Linked DNA regions of Homo sapiens: region 1 is linked to region 2. A link is a loop called in an ENCODE intact Hi-C map of the cell type or tissue named here. Cell type or tissue: A673. All regions are shown on one strand. Each heading gives the region's core, and the rest is flanking DNA. Links, peaks and the distances in the headings are about the cores only. Region 1 has its middle 40 kb from the start of MIR1471. Region 2 has its middle 16 kb from the start of ALPI.

Region 1 (2,904 bases), core at 209-2,708, 590 kb after region 2:
TAGGAGGTGGAGGTTGCAGTGAGCCGAGATTGTGCCACTGCACTCCAGCCTGGGCAACAGAGTGAAACCCTATCTCAAAAAAAATAAATAAATAAAATATATATGTATATATGTAACATTCTTGAAATGACAAGATGATAAGGACAGAAAAGAGATTAGTGACTGCTAGGGGCAGGGACAGGGAGGGGAGAGAGGAGTGGGTGTAAATATTAATATAAAAGGGTAGCATGAGGGATCTTTGGGGTGATGGAACAGTTCTGTATCTTGATTGTGGTGGGAGTTACACCAATCTATACATGTGATAAAATTGCATAGAACTATACCCACACACATGCACATAAGTGTATGTAAAACTCTCTAAGTCCAAATAAGGCCTGGATCGTACCAATGTCATTTCCTCGTTTACCTATTGTGCTTAAGTAATGTAGATATTACCATTGGGGGTAACTGGTCGAAAGGCACACAGAGCCTTGCTACTATTTTTACAACTTCTTGTGAATCTATAATTATTTCAAGATTAAAAGTTTTTAAAATAAGCTATATAAGTGCATATTTATATATGTACAGTTCTGCATCTGACCCCAGGGGCTTCACATCTCCCTGAGGTTCCTCTGGCTTCCTAGGGTGAAAGGAGGCCCGAGGCTGCATTCTCAGGCCCTTCGCCCACCACAGTCTACATTCCTGCATCACCACCCATGCCCTTTATATTCAGCTGCCTCAGGTCCCCGATAAGATGGAAAACCAGACAGCTCCAAGAGAGAGGGTGGCATACGGGAAAGATGATTCAGCTGCTTTTCTGGAGGGCGGGGTGGACATTTGTACATGCACACACACACTCTCACCGTGCTCTGGGGGGTGGGCGTTTGCGTGCACACACACACACACATACTCTCACCATGCTCTGGCGGGTGGACATTTGCACATACGCACACACACACATACACACACACACTTACCATGCTCTGACAACAGCCGGGGACTCGTGTGGTGCTGCACGGACTGGAGAGGTGCCCTCTATCTAAGCACTCTTGGAGGTCTCCCCTCAGTCAGAATTCCTCCATGGCACTGGGACCACAAGTCTTGACTTTCCCAAGTCTTTTTTTCTTTTTTTTTTGAGATGGAGTCTTGCTCTGTTGCCCAGGCTGGAGTGCAGTAGCATGATCTTGGCTCACTGTAACCTCTGCCTCCCCGGTTCAAGTGATTCTCCTGCCTCAGCATCCTGAGTAGCTGGGATTACATACGCACACCACCACGCCCAGCTAATTTTTATATTTTTAATAGAGATGGGTTTTGCTATGTTGGCCAGGCTGGTCTCGAACTCCTGACCTCAGGTGATCCGTCCGCCTTGGCCTCCCAAAGTGCTGGGATTATAGGCATGAGCCACTGTGCCTGGCCCCAAGTCATCTTCTCATTCCTAGTCCACACCACAGACTTTCAGACAAATAACTCCAATTTGGAGAGAAAATTAACCACCTTGTCTGTGTTCTAAATTCCTCCTGAGTCCATTGATGCCAACACCCCAGGGACCAGGCTCTGCCTTTGCCCAGAACATACCATGAAGCCTAAGGGTCCAGCGTCATTCCTTCAGCACTTTAATGTACTGCTGCCCTCTGCTGGTCATTTCAGGATAGTACTTAGAAATCAGTATTAGGCCGGGCGCGGTGGTTCAAGCCTGTAATCCCAGCACTTTGGAAGACCGAGGAGGGTGGATCACCTGAGGTCAGGAGCTGGAGACCAGCCTGGCCAACATGGTGAAACCCTGTCTCTATTAAAAATACAAAAAATTAGCCGGGCGTGGTGGCGGGCACCTGTAATCCCAGCTACTTGGGAGGCTGAGGCAGGAGAATTGCTTGAACCCAGGAGGCGGAGGTTGCAGTGAGCCAAGGTTGTGCCACTGCACTTCTGCCTGGGTGACAGAGCGAGACTCTGTCTCAGGAAAAAAAAAAAGAAAGAAAGAAAGAAGGAGGGAGGGAGGGAAAGAAAGAAAAGAAAGAGAAAGAGAAAGAGGAAGGAAGGAAGGAAGGAAGGAAGGAAGGAAGGAAGGAAGGAAGGAAAAAGAAAGAAAGAAAGAAAGAAAGAAAGAAAGAAAGAAAGAAAGAAAGAAAGAAAGAAAGAAAGAAAGAGAAAGACAGACAGACAGAAAGAAAGAAAGAAAGAAAGAAAGAAAGAAAGAAAGAAAGAAAGAAAGAAAAGAAAAGAAAAGAAAAGAAAGAAAGAGAAAGAAAGAAAGAAACTGGGCTGCACAACTGGTGAGTGGCGGGTAAGTGAGCATTACTGCCAGAGCTCCACTTGCTGTCAGATCAGTGGTGCATTCCACTCTCATAGGAGTACAAACTCTATTGTAAAACTGTGCCTGTGAGGTTGTGTGCTCCTTATGAGAATCTAATGCCTGATGATCTGGTGGAATAGTTTTATCCCAAATCACCACCTCCCACCCCGTCTGTGGAAAAATTGTTTTCCATGAAACCCAGTCCCTGGTGGCAAAAATCTTGGGGACCACTGCCATAGACAGTTCTTTTGGATAAACATAGAAATGGGACCTTGTGGTCTTAAAGCTTGAAACTTAAACATTTGTTTTCTCTGAGTTCCTTCCTTAGGAAAGGACTAGTAGACCTCTCAAAAAGCATCAAAGAACTGAAACTCACCAGATCATGGCAACCAGACAATGAGATGCCAGACCCCTGATTTTGTTTCCTTACCCCTCCCTAGGTCCTATTTTCCAATACATTGTTACATTTCTTCTCTGCTATGTAAACCCCCAAGTTTAGTTAGTCAGGGAGATGGGTTTGAGACTGATCTGCCATCTCCTCCGCTGCAGCACCGTCTTCCTTGGCAACACTCGTCCTCTCAGTCACTGGCTTTCTGTGCTGCAAGCAGCAGACCTAGCCTGAACCCCTGGTGTTT
Region 2 (2,904 bases), core at 107-2,606:
GCTGGCTCTCCCAGAGGGGGACCCTGGAGAGCAGGGAAGCACCCATCTATTAAATAATTCACGGCAGCAGCCCCAGAGCTCAGCAGCCCACCCAATCCAGAGAAGGCACCGAGGAAAGATCTCTGCTGAATGACAGGATGCCTGGAATGCTCAGGCAGCCCAGGCTGTAAGAGGGCACCATGCTCGCCCAGGCCATAGGAACCCAGGGGGGCCCGGCCCAGGTCCTAGTCCGAGGACTCCCTGGGGCATGTGGCAGTGGTGAGTGGACTGAGGACCCCACAGGGCCAGGAGTGCTGGGCTCCCTTCTCCCTGGGGATGGTGCCTTGTTGGAGGGAAGCCTCCCGACAGGGTCTCTGAGGGTAGACAGGAGAGTCTGAGGCAGCAGGAGGGAAGGAGTCAGGGTGGGGTGAGACCCTGGAGTCACCCTTTCAGGGCCTGTTGCTCCAGCTTTGCTGTACTTGAGCGTTGTTAGACTCAACAGTCGCTGTGAATGAATGTGGCTCCCGATGGAAGGACTGAGCCGGCCAAGTCCCTCGAGATCCAGGCGCTGCTTTCCTGTTGCCCCTCCTCCCCCAACATGGCCAGCCAGGGGTCTCCCACACGTGTCCTGTGAGTCTCACTTCTGCCATCAATCCCATCCCCTTGCCCCGCTCCAAGTCTTCCCTGAATGTCAGACAGAATTCTCTTCCATGGGCATTTATAGCTAGGGTCACGTGTGTCACTGTCTAGTGCCATTGGAATCTTATTTAGATTTCATACTTACATCTTGTCAGCCCAAGAGGAGTCCCAGTTCCTGCTGGAAAATGGCTCATGTAATCTATCTTGGTTGGGTCATCATCACCGAAAAGCATCAGATGCATAGTTCATTCATTCATTTGTTCACTCATTCCACAAAGATTACCATGTGCCAAGCACGGTTCTGGACTTTCTCCCCACGCAGTCGGACAATCCTCCTGGGCAGGAGCACCTGGGCTGTTCCCTGGTGCCCCTTCCCCAGCCCAGTTGCAGGCCTGGGGGAAGAGGGACACCTGTAGCCTCCAGGCCGACCCTGGGTTGCATTTTGAAGTGTGGCCAGCAGGTGGCAGCATGCCCCCATACTGGGTCGCTCCGAGGCTGCAGGCTAAGGAGGCCACCAGGCGGGCAGGGTGAAAGAGCAGGGCTGTGCCGGGCGGCCCCGGTTTCTCCTCTGTGCCCATGCCCCACCCTATGGGTTTAGGAATTGAATATCTGGGGGCCTCTCAGGGCTGAGCCAGGCTCCTGCTCTCAGTTCCTGCAGGCGCTCTCCACATCCCTTCTCATGATCTTCAGTAAACACGAGGACAAGGACAGGAGGGAGGGGACAGGGAGAGGGTGGGGCCGCTGTGGAAGCCCCTGCCAAGACCACAGACCTCAGGCAAGCTGCTTCCCTGGCAACTCCACTACCTGCTCTCCCTGGACCCCAGCACAGTCCCAGGAGTCACCCCTGCCCTCAACAGTGAACAAGTGCACTCTTGGTGACCTTGAACGTGAAGCCTGGTGAGGCTATGGAGGAGAGGCCCACCTTGCCAGGGCCCTTGGTGTGGCTGAGTCTCTGCTTCCCTTGCCGTCTCAGCCTCTCCCTCCCTCTAGGGGGCTGGGGGTCGGGACAGCGCCTGTGGGGCTCTGGCCCAGCCAGTTGGGCCACATCAAGCAGGGACCCAGATAAAGGTCAAGGGCACTGAGGAGGGAGCTGGCACTGCAGAGAGTCCACTTCCCAGGCACAGCCTTGGCCATGATGTTTGAGGACAGCTGCAGGGGCTGTCTGGTGCCCTCATGTCCTTCTGATGCTGCAGGTAGCAGATGGGGGTGGAGAGAAGAGGTGAGCTATGAGCAAGAGTGAATGAAGGTGGGGCTGGCCCCTGGCTGTGGTGGTGACGCCCTGGGATGGCTGGAAGGGAGGTCCCCAGTGGAGTCTGGGGACAGGAAGGTGCAGGCCAAGCCCAGCTGCCAGCAGCCAGAGTTGCACCGAGTTCAGTATTCGCCATTGCAAATGGGACCTGGCACCACGGGTCAGAGAACTGAGCTGGACGGTGCAGGGTGGGTGGGGTAGGGAAGGTGGGAGTCAGGGCTCTCATCTGCGGCCAGCACAGGCTCCACAGTCCCCCACCCTGTCAATTCCCTGGTGGGCCAGCAGGTGGCGCCCAGCCTCTTCCTCCCCAAGGTCCTGGGATGGGGAGGCTCCAGCTTAGAGCCTAGGCGCTCCTATGGGAACCCAGGGCCAGAGATGGAGGCTGTGACAGTGACCTGGTCAGCAGGGCCCTCTACTCTGACCTCCTCCCTCCCTCTCCTGGGGAGCAGTGCTAGGTGCACAGCCTAGGCAGCCAAACCTCCGAAACGCCCCAAGCTATCCTGGGTGGTCAGGCCGCGCCGCTCCACACTCTGGGCCACGGGAGCCCCGAAGGAATGGAGTGGGCACTGGGGCCGCTGGACGGGAGGGTGCCCTGCCCCCTGCCCTGGCTTCAGACCTTCCTCCTCTGATGTGGGCACCGGCCCTAGTGCCAACCCGCTCCTCCCAGCACCAGGGGCACAGGCATGAGATCACTGGGCCCTGCTGGGAATGGGGCGCTGGAGCTCAGGGACTGCCTGACAACTGCTCTCCGAGGGGCTGGGAATGGCTGCCAGCCAGCATCACCTTCCAGAACAGCAAGCCAAGGCCTCGGAGACGGGGGCCTCGGTCCCAGACCTGGCATCGACCAAGCTTCTGGAGCTTGTGCCACCAGAGTCCCACGACTCTGGAGGTCTGGGGTGGGGCTGTGGTGTGACAGTGGCTGCAGGGCCAGGACCCCAGCTCCTCAGCACTCACTCCCAGCACCCCTCCTCCCTGGGTCTGTGCCTCCCCGGGGCAGGAGGGGATGGGGAAGGATAGGGCAGGTGTGAGGCTCAGCG

What was found. Hi-C counts contacts between places; a loop is a spot of excess contacts. Peaks named below come from ENCODE experiments on the same cell type or tissue, not always from the same donor. Only the 100,000 strongest peaks of a DNase experiment are listed, where the experiment ranks them.
Region 1: it touches region 2 in a loop (5-fold over the local background); 18 of 110 quality-filtered maps call a loop at or near these places.

Annotation. Positions count from the first base shown.
Region 1 is chr2:231,851,167-231,854,070 of GRCh38, reverse strand. No RefSeq gene overlaps it. Among named protein-coding and RNA genes, the nearest start is that of MIR1471, 40 kb to the left of the region's middle. RefSeq lists a silencer at 1,542-1,631. In A673, for the core only: a CTCF peak has its summit at 1,605 (motif pointing left); a DNase peak (open chromatin) is centred at 1,580; H3K27me3 peaks cover 126 bases.
Region 2 is chr2:232,438,908-232,441,811 of GRCh38, reverse strand. No RefSeq gene overlaps it. Among named protein-coding and RNA genes, the nearest start is that of ALPI, 16 kb to the left of the region's middle. RefSeq lists enhancers at 1,518-2,022, 2,023-2,526. In A673, for the core only: CTCF peaks have their summits at 1,070 (motif pointing right), 1,896 and 2,096; a DNase peak (open chromatin) is centred at 1,091.